3 separate regions of the Homo sapiens genome follow, and all the other regions are linked to region 3. A link is a contact called in ENCODE Hi-C or POLR2A ChIA-PET data. All regions are on one chromosome and are shown on one strand. The core of a region is the stretch at or near the end of the contact, and the rest is flanking DNA. Distances in the headings are between cores, read along the strand shown.

Region 1 (3,031 bases), core at 481-2,980, 66 kb after region 3:
TCCAGGGCCAGGGGCTGCCCCACCTCCAGAATCGCCTGCTCTAGGAAGCTGTAACAGGTGACAGGTGTACCGGCGCTCCTGGAGGGAGGTAAAGTCATAGTGTGCACATCACAGTGACTGATATTTGCATAACAACTATAGGAAGTGGAAAAGCTGCCTTTTATATTCATATTTCAACTGTTGGTTAAATACACAAAGACCTCTTTAGAGCAAAGTGAATCTGAAATAGTGATAACATTTTACAAAGGAACTTTCCTGTAGTGCTCCATCTCATTTTATCCTTTCAGCCACTGGGCCTCTACTTTACCCCTACTCTACAAAGAAAGAAACAGGCTTGGAGAAGTACAGCAACGCACTCAGCGTCCGCCAGCTGAGTGGCAGAAAGGGGATTTGAACCTGGGACTGCCCATCTTTAACCCTGCTCTGGGGGTAGCCACACATCCTGGGGGTTTCCAGCTGCCCCACTCACTGTCAAACCATACTCTAAGGGGCCCTCGCCTTCTGCAAAGCTGCCCAGGGCTACCCCAGGAAGTGGGGCTGAGGCTGGAGGGACAAAGATCCAGTCCTCACTTGTCCCAACCAGGGGAAATCCTACTTCAGCCTGTTTTATGTACTGGGATTCTGGATGATATTTCTCTTGAGCCAAAGGTTTTGCTACTGAATTTAAAAAGCAGAAACCACTGGTACATCTGTTGTTCCTAACAGCCCATTCATTCAGGCAGGACTTTGTGCAGTAATCTGTTTTTTTGTTTGTTTGGTTTCTGTTTTGTTTTGTTTTTGAGATAGAGTCTCAGTTGCCCAGGCTGGAGTGCAGTGGCACAATCTCAGCTCACTGCAACCTCCGCCTCCCAGGTTCAAGCGATTCTCCTGCCTCAGCCTCCTGAGTAGCTGGGATTACAGGCGTGCCCCATCATACCCAGCTAATTTTTGTATTTTTAGTAGAGACAGGGTTTCACCATGTTGACCAGGCTGGTCTTGAACTCCTGATCTCAAGTAACCTGCCCACCTCAGCTGCCCAGAGTGCTGGGATTACAGGCGTGAGCTGCTGCGTCCGGCCACGGCAGTAATCTGGATGGGGAAATGCAGTTGGCATGCACACTGTGCTGCTGTGATCACTGTGACAGCCTGGGTGGAGTGCCGCCTGCGTGACGCTGCAGGGCAGCTGTGGCACCTGCCTCCTCCTTTCCTTATGGCTTTGGGTCCCCAGCCAGGCCAGGGCTAAGTGCTGCACAGGTGCAGGGTGAGGTCGGGCCCAGCCATCCTGGCTCGTGGCCCCCACATGAACCCCAGGATGGCACAGCAGAGAACTCGTCCAGCAGGTGGGTCAGCAGACGAGGGAAAGCCCAGCCCGAGCAGGAGTTGCTGGGGAGCAGACAGTACCGGAAGTGCCTTCTGGACACGCCCTGTCCTCAGCCCCCTGTGGGCGGCAGACTGTGGTGACGGCTGACCTGCCACTCTCCACACCTGTTTCCTTTCTGGCATTTCCAACACTTTAACAGAATTTGGTTTCTGGGAATTCTCAAACAGGAGCTTGCGGAAGAACCAACTCAAGAGCTTGTTAAAACACAGATTCTGGGGGCCCTACCCAGATCTGAGGGGGGCCTGGAATCTCTATCTCTGCCAAGCTTTCAGTGGCCCAGAATCCCTAGGTGGTCTCTGTTGCACTGGTGGCATCAGGGGAGCCCTGGGTGCCCAGGCTCAGGCTGGAATGAACAAAGAGGTGCCAGGCCCATGCGCAGTGGTCGGGATATTTAGCAAGAGGCACCCTCGGGGAAGCAGCTCCAGGGCACCTCAGGAGGTGGGACTGAGGCCCTGCTGTCCCCACAGAGCTCCCCTCCACGGCTCACCTTAAGGGACTGTCTTGCTGCTAAATCTTGGGTTAGCAAATCTGGGAGCACCTGGCAATGTGCCAGGAGCATTCAAAACCACAGAATCATTCCAGAGAAGTGATTTCATCCAAATATAGAGTAAGATATTATTTTTATACTAAAATACATGTGGTTGTTTTATGAAAGATGAAGCAAAATCCATATTAAAAAACAACCATAAAACGTGGCATTCCAGAGAAACATCCAGCTTCACCACGGAGGCCACAGCACGGGGACCCGGGTGTGGGCTCCCCCTTCCAGGGAGTCTGGGAAGACCAGCTTTGCAGGCAGGTGCATTTGTTCATACAGGAGCCAGCCTGTCCCAAGGACGCTGTGAGTCCTCAGGGACCCAGGGCCTGGAGGGGGTCCCTGTGTGCAAAAGAAGAGGTGGGAGGAGTGGGCCCTGAGGGCGGGGGTGGGCAGGGCTTAGAAAAGCAGAGGGGCCTCCCAACAGAGGGGCTTCAGCCCTTAGAGAACCTTTTACTGGAATGGTACCCCAAAGCCCCCAGAAGCAGCTTCAGGGACCTTGCTCTGGGGCACGTATATAGGGGAAGGCTCCATAGAATAAAAGCTTTGTATATGTAGAAGTTCCTCAGGTTATTGCCTGTAATAGCAAAAACCTACAGAAAACCCCGCCACGCCCACAAGCAAGGGCCTGGTAATGCCACTTACAGCCCATCGAGCTGAGAAACCAGCAGAGGAAGGAGGGAGAGTGCAGCTATTGATCTGGAAGGACCTAGAACATGTAAGCTGGAAAAAAGCAAATTCCAGAACGGCACACAAGACAATCTCATTTTGGCAGTAAGATGTGAATATTCAAAGGTGCATTCAGAAATTCACAGGGAAAGGACTTTTATCTGTGTTTGCAATTTTTCTATACTAATTGTGTGTTATTTGAGTCACAATGAAAAAGGTTTCCCGCAGAGGATTTCCAGCATAAGGCAGAACTATTAGGGTAGAATGTCAATTTTCTCAGCACCGTGACATTCTAAAATAGAAACTTAAATACAAAACAGGGGCGACATGGAGCAGCAATCGGGACAGACCATAGGGTGGAAAAGCAGAGTACGAAAAGGCACGTGCATTGTGCCTGCGGTTGCATGGATGCTGCTGGGACGGGGTCAGAAGAGAGCCCCAGCAGATGGAGAGAGCGGTGGTGTTGG
Region 2 (3,028 bases), core at 344-2,843, 72 kb before region 3:
CCCTAAATTCAGCCTCGGCTGGCCCCAAATCACAGAGTTGAAAGAGGTCAAGTAAGGGATGAGGAAAGAAAGAATTGCTTTTCCTGAACCAGTGCAGGGCCAGGAGTGTAGCTGCCTCTGCAGGGAAGGTGATCCTACCATCATTTGGAGATGAGGAAATGGAGGTTCAGAAAATCAAGCAGCTTGTCCAAGGTCACAGGGCTGCTGAGAGACAGAGTCAAAGTTTGAAACCATATCTGTTGATCCCCAAAGTTCAGGCTCTTTTCTTGTGGATGGTGATGGCCTGGGTCACACTTCATAATAGTACTGCCCTCCTTGGAGGATCCAGCAGTGCCCTGCTTCTGTTAGAATTGCAAATGAGAACCCTCCGACCAGACTGAGCATTGGCCTGCCCCACTCCAGGGCCAAAGAGATTACCACCTTCTGGGGCTCTAGTCTGACCCTTGTTCCTCAGCTGAGGCCCCTCACAGCCTGGGGAATGAGGGCCCTGAAATTGTGTCTCTCCTATAGCAGAGAAATAATAATACAATACTCATAGGTAAACTATAAAATAATAATAATAATAATAATGCAGAACAGTAATAATAGCTAATGTAGTACTAGGCATTGCTCTAAACTTTCTAAATATCCATCCATCTAATCGTTTAACTATTCTAGTACTAGTAACATTGCCCCCTTTAGATGAGAAAACTGATGCACAAAGCATTTAACTAACTGGCCCAAAGTCACACAGCTAGAAAGGGACAGAACCAAGATCCAAAATCCATTAATCTTCATTTTTTTTTTTTTTTTTGCTCTGCTGCCCAGGCTGGAGTGTAGTGGCACAATGTCAGTGACATGATCACAGCTCACTGCAGCCTCGACCTCCTGGGTTTGAACAATCCTCCCGCCTCAGCCTCCCGAGTAGCTGAGACTTCAGGTACATGCCACCATACCCAGCTAAGTTTTGTATTTTTTGTAGATATGAGGTTTCACCATGTTACCCAGGCTGGTCTCAAACTCCTGAGCGCAAGCAATCCCCCAGCCTCGGCCTCCTGAAGTGCTGGTATTACAGGCACGAGCCACTGCACCTGGCCCAATTTTTTGTTTTGTTTGTTTTCTGGCTACTTATCCCCAAGTTCTAAGAGCCTGTGCACTTGATTTCTGTCTAACTCCCCCAAAGCAAGTTAGCACTTGTGGTACTTACCATGCGCTGGACATTGTTAAAAGTATTAGATTAGTGCAAAAATAATTGCGGTTTTTGACATTACTTTAAAATATATTAATATACTAAATATTAATTGTTCTGAGACAAATTTAAGAAGTAGAGGAGCTCCCTTATTACCTTTAAAAGTCTCATTTTAAAGATAGGGAGTCTAAGCACAGAAAAGCCAAATCACTGTCTGAGGTCACACAGCGTTTACATAAATGGCAGAGGTAGAATTTGAACCCACGCATACTGACTCTAGAGTTTATACTCATAAACATTTACTATATTAACAGAGAGGCTCTGAGATTCCAATGCCCTCATTATACATTCCCTGTTTCTAGAGAAGAGCCCAAGAATCCCCAAGGGGCATTTTGGCATTCACTGGAGCAAGAACAACTGGTCATCCCTGATTCCTACTCTTCTGTTGTTGAGGAGCTAGTCGTTGCCTGGTGACTCACTGTGCTGGGAGGGACAGACTAGCCTTTACTGTCCAGCTAATGTCCCTGGTGGCATGCCACCACCCTCCAGGTGTGGGGGTGGCTGAGCTCCAGGATGAGTGAGTCCACTCTGGGTTTGGGGTGGGGCAGTGGTGTGGGGGCAGAGACGTTCAGGGGACAGACTACACGGAGCCCCTCTCCCACTTTCTACCTCATTAGGATGAAAAGACAAAAGCAATTCCAAGCAAATGTAGCAGAAGTTGTCCCCCTAGTTCTGCTCATGTCCTGGCAAAGAGTGCGGACTGAGCCTGCTGACTCATGGCACTCTAGTTCAGGTCTCCCACTAGAAGACAAAGCAGGGTCAGGGCACACAGTGTTGCCCTCAGGACACCATGAAGCTCAAGGAAGCCTGGAGCGGTGGCTGGCTGAGGAGCAGGCCGCTGCTAGGCAGCTTTGTGCGTTTCGTGACTTTGCTGGAAATGCATCAAACGCTTGGCAAAAACACTTCCTCCTCCAGTGACAGGCACTCACGTTTCAGAAGGCATCAAATTGCTCTGAAAGGTGACAATAGCACCTGTCAACTTCTGCACATAGAACACTGTTTTCTACTGCAAGAATGTTTTTCTTGATCTTCTGGAACTGTATAGACTGCAGACCAAGCATCATCCATGTCCTGAAGCCCAGCTGGGTGGCGGATGGGACATGGGAGGGCAGGACAATGTCTGCAGAGGTGGTGGAGAGCACGGGGGAGCGGTGCCTTCTCAGCACTCCATTTGCCGGGTGGGGTAGGAGGGGAGGGTGAGGGTTCTGGGACATTCTTGAGCCCCAGGCACAGCTGCGAAGGGCAGTAGCTGCAGAGCCCCCGCATGGGGCTGAGCGTGGCCTCTCCTTCCTTGGGCTGAGTGGACAACCTCCTGCTCCCTCAGCTATATTGCTGGCTGGGGTTGGCAGAGGCCAGGCACTCAGTCCTCATCCACAGCGAGGTGTGAGTAAGTGGAGAGGGGGAAGCTGGCTTCCAAGGTGAAGAACAACGGGGACAGAAGTGCAGAGGCGGCGTGGTGCCTGGTGCTTTCGGGGGACTGAAAAGAGGACACGTTTATTATTTTGATGCATTTGTGACTTAAGCTGAACTCCTTCCTATGGGCAATGCTGCTGAAATAGGGGATGTGTGTAGGGCAGCTGTGGCAAAAGTGAATGCTGAGGAAGTCGGGAAGGGCTTTGAGCTAGGTTGGGACAGGAGCAGGAGGTGAGTCCACCTGCAGGGTGGAGGAAAGCTGGATGGGCGTGCACACTGGGGGCTGACCAGTGGCCCGGGGAGGCCGTTATGGGCTGAACAAGGAACAGAGTGGAGAGAGTGGAGGGAATGGAAAGGGGGACGCAGCAGGAGCCCCAGTGAATCTGA
Region 3 (2,953 bases), core at 39-2,538:
TCACATCAATATGGGTGACCCCCGGACTCAAGTTCCTTCCACTGGTCAAGCCACATTCCCTGTAAGGTGCTGCTTCTAGAACAAGGGGGCAGAAGCTGGGGGCATCTCAGCCTTGCCCTCACACTGATTCCTACTGGGCTGCCTGAGGCCAGGCCAGTCAGACGCTGGGGAATCAAGGGGCTCTGTGCTTGCAGGGCCACAGGAGGGCCCGGCCCCAAGTATCCCAGTCCCCATACCCACCCTCGCCCCTGCTGGTAAGTTCGTTAAGACAGAGAGGCCTGAGGAAGGCATGTGGTGCTGGCAGCCAAACAAAGGGGGTCTGCGATCAGCCAGACACTTCCTCACTGGCATAAAGACCTACTTCCCCCCCAGACACAGCCCCCGGCCACTAGGACCCCAAAGAATGCCTGGAATGCCGTGGGGCCAGACAGTCTCCAGGCTCCTGCAGACAGAGGAGAGGCTGCCTTTGTGCCCAGAGGACTGACCGCAGGCTAGAAAGGTCACTCTCTGACCTGTGACCTTGCCCTTTCACCCCAGTCCCTGGGAGTAGCTGAGCTTCCCTCCTTAGGACCCACAGTGTCCCTTCCGTGCCAGTGGAACCTGACCCCAAGTTTGCAGCAGCTTCAAGAAAGAGGAGATGAGTTCCAATGATGCAGATGTGGCTCCCACAGCTGGCCCCCAGCACCGAGGGGGAACTCAACGTCCCCAGGGGCTCTCTGGAGGTCATTTGAACAGTCAGTCCCCTAGGAGGGCAGCTCCAGCCCCCTCCTCACCTGCTCCTCTAGGGCTGGTCTCGCTCAGTGCCTCAGGACCACCCCCACCACCCCTGACCTGCTGACTGCCCAGACTGTCCTAGAAGCTAAGGGCCTAGAACAAAAGAGAAATGAATCCCTATACTCAGGGCCATTCTAGCTGGAGACAGACACAAACCCAAGTCAGTTCTAGCAGGAGAAAGAGCCTCACAGGAGGAGAAAGGTGGTGCTGGGGGGTGCGGGGTAGGGGGCTGCAGTCTCACACGTGGTCAGGAATGACTTAGAGGAGGGCGGGAAGGAGTCCCGTGGCTACCTGGGGAAGAACATTCTAGGAAAAAGGAGCAGCAAGTGCAGAAACCCCAGTCTGTTCAGGGAACAGCAAGAAGAGCAGGGTCAGCACGTGGTGGGGGTTCCTAGGAGCTGGAGCCGGGCGGGTAATGGAGGAAGGGGCCAAGCCTGGGCCGCCGTCAGGCTTCAGTGTTCACTCGGGGTGAGATGGAAGCCCTGTCAGGTTTTAAGCAGAGCAGCAACAGGATCAGACTTGTGGCTTGTAACTGGGCCCTTTGTCTGGGGACTAGACAGGAGGTGAGGGAGGAGGTGACAGGAACCAAATCAGGAGGCTCCCAGGCCTGCCATGGCCCAGCCATGCTGACACATCTGCCTGTCTGTGGCAGCAGCTCCTGGAAGGAGCTCAGGGCCCAGGGCTGGGCAGCTGCCCAGGCCACATCCCATTCCACACTCACCGTGATAGGCCAGGCCCTGTGTTGGGGACAGGATGGAGAACCATAAGACATAGTGCTTATCTCGAAGAGTTCCCACCTGATGAGGGACAGGCAGATCTTGGCAGCCTCTCCCAGCTCTGAGCCCCAGAGCTCAGTTGGGACCTCCCAAGGGACTCATCAGCATCCTCTCTACTGCTGGCAAGGAGATTGCCCTCGAGGCCGTCTTGGTCACTCCAAAGCTTAGCCCACAGCCTGGTCTGTGGCTTGAGGTCCCAGTGGGCTGGAGACTCTCTGGGGTAAGCAGAGTACTGGTCGACTTCGGGCACCAATGAGCCCGGCAGCTAGGAATGACATGATCAGCAGGACTGACAGTGGCCCTACAGCTCAGCCGCAGCCCAGCCCAGCCTGCCTGGGCCTTGTTCCCGGGTAGCCAAAAGAATGGAGGCAGGAGAGAGAGAGAGAAAGGGAGGCCCATGTCCCACCACCCCCAAAAGGCAGAGAAACATGTTTAGCCTGTCTGTGACTCACTCTTCCTTACAAGAAAACTTTTTGTTTTTTCCTTCAAAATCGCAGACTTCCACCTTCAGACAATAACGTGTCCTCAGGAAGTTACGTATTTTGTTTTTCTGTGCAAGCTGCTGGGGCTTTTGTTGTTTTAGAAACGTCTGCTGTAATTGGGCCTGTGGACAGACTGTGGCTGCCTCTCAGAACAGGCTGACTCCTACATAGGGTGGCCAAATTTGACAAAGAAATATATCAGACACCCAACTAAATTTGAGTTTTAGATGAACAACAAATTCTTATTTTAGTCTAAGTATTTCCCAGGCAATATTTGAAACATACTCAGGCTAAAAAAATTCATTGATCTGAAATTCAAATGTAACCAGTATTTTACTTGGCAACCCTTCCCCTAAGTCCACCAACAAACCCACAGCCATGCCTCTCTCGGTCACCAGCCCCACTGGTTCCCAGTGTCCTCCTGATCCTCCGACTCCATTGATCCCAGTGAGTCTCCCAACCATTGGCCTGTGCCCTTGGAGTTGGGCACAGGGGACCTCAAGTCACAGGCCAGGCTGTGGGCTAAGTTCTAGAGTATCCAGGAAGCCCAAGCCTCACACATTCCCTGAACCTTGCCCTGCTTCCCATTTGCCCCACCGCCTCTCTCTACTTTCCAGAAAAGGCAGGCAGGTGCTGCTCCCCAGCCCCCAACAGTCTCCCTCCCTGGGATCAGGACCCTCTGCCTGGTCATTCATAGGAGTCCCTCTGGGCTGCCCCCAGCCCTGCCCAGGGCTTTTCTGGCCTCAGCCTGAGAGAAGCAAACCGAACATTGATCCTTTATGCAACGGGCTGCACCTGGCTCCCACCTGAATCAGTCTACTCCCCTAACCCCGGCCACAAGCAATTCCAGGGCTTTTGACACCCCAGAGACTACTCCTCTCATCCTCAGCACCCTCTTCTCATGGAAACGTTTGAAAAGAG

What was found. A loop is a pair of places that touch in the nucleus more often than their neighbours do. ChIA-PET counts read pairs that join two places held with the same protein, here RNA polymerase II (POLR2A). Pooled maps may share reads with other maps.
Region 1: a map of endothelial cell of umbilical vein shows a loop between it and region 3 (5-fold over the local background). The contact joins two enhancer-like sites. A Hi-C loop is called at or near these places in 9 of 168 maps with a recorded cell type or tissue (HepG2, PC-9, ascending aorta and 6 more), 5 of 37 single-sample maps with no recorded cell type and 19 of 50 pooled maps. POLR2A ChIA-PET finds 5 or more read pairs at or near these places in 5 of 52 experiments (H1, HEK293, HepG2 and 2 more).
Region 2: a pooled map shows a loop between it and region 3 (5-fold over the local background). The contact joins two enhancer-like sites. A Hi-C loop is called at or near these places in 2 of 168 maps with a recorded cell type or tissue (MCF 10A and PC-9), 17 of 37 single-sample maps with no recorded cell type and 11 of 50 pooled maps. POLR2A ChIA-PET finds 5 or more read pairs at or near these places in 6 of 52 experiments (HEK293, HepG2, OCI-LY7 and 3 more).

What each region holds. Positions count from the first base shown.
Region 1 is chr2:20,632,766-20,635,796 of GRCh38, forward strand. All of the region lies in intron 4 of HS1BP3 (HCLS1 binding protein 3), which reads right to left. LOC124907740 (a long non-coding RNA gene) reads right to left here. Exons shown (of 2, transcript XR_007086243.1): 2 at 1,951-2,237. Among named protein-coding and RNA genes, the nearest start is that of HS1BP3, 17 kb to the right of the region's middle. RefSeq lists an enhancer at 2,979-3,028. Within about 2 kb of position 1,731, at least 21 of the 41 ENCODE cell types and tissues checked have a DNase peak (open chromatin) inside an H3K27ac peak, as active enhancers do; they include PC-9, where a contact is called at or near this core.
Region 2 is chr2:20,494,643-20,497,670 of GRCh38, forward strand. The region is part of intron 1 of LOC107985856 (a long non-coding RNA gene); the gene reads right to left. Among named protein-coding and RNA genes, the nearest start is that of RHOB, 49 kb to the left of the region's middle. Within about 2 kb of position 1,594, at least 4 of the 41 ENCODE cell types and tissues checked have a DNase peak (open chromatin) inside an H3K27ac peak, as active enhancers do; they include PC-9, where a contact is called at or near this core.
Region 3 is chr2:20,567,228-20,570,180 of GRCh38, forward strand. It overlaps a transcript of HS1BP3 not described here. Among named protein-coding and RNA genes, the nearest start is that of HS1BP3-IT1, 24 kb to the right of the region's middle. Within about 2 kb of position 1,289, at least 10 of the 41 ENCODE cell types and tissues checked have a DNase peak (open chromatin) inside an H3K27ac peak, as active enhancers do; they include PC-9, where a contact is called at or near this core.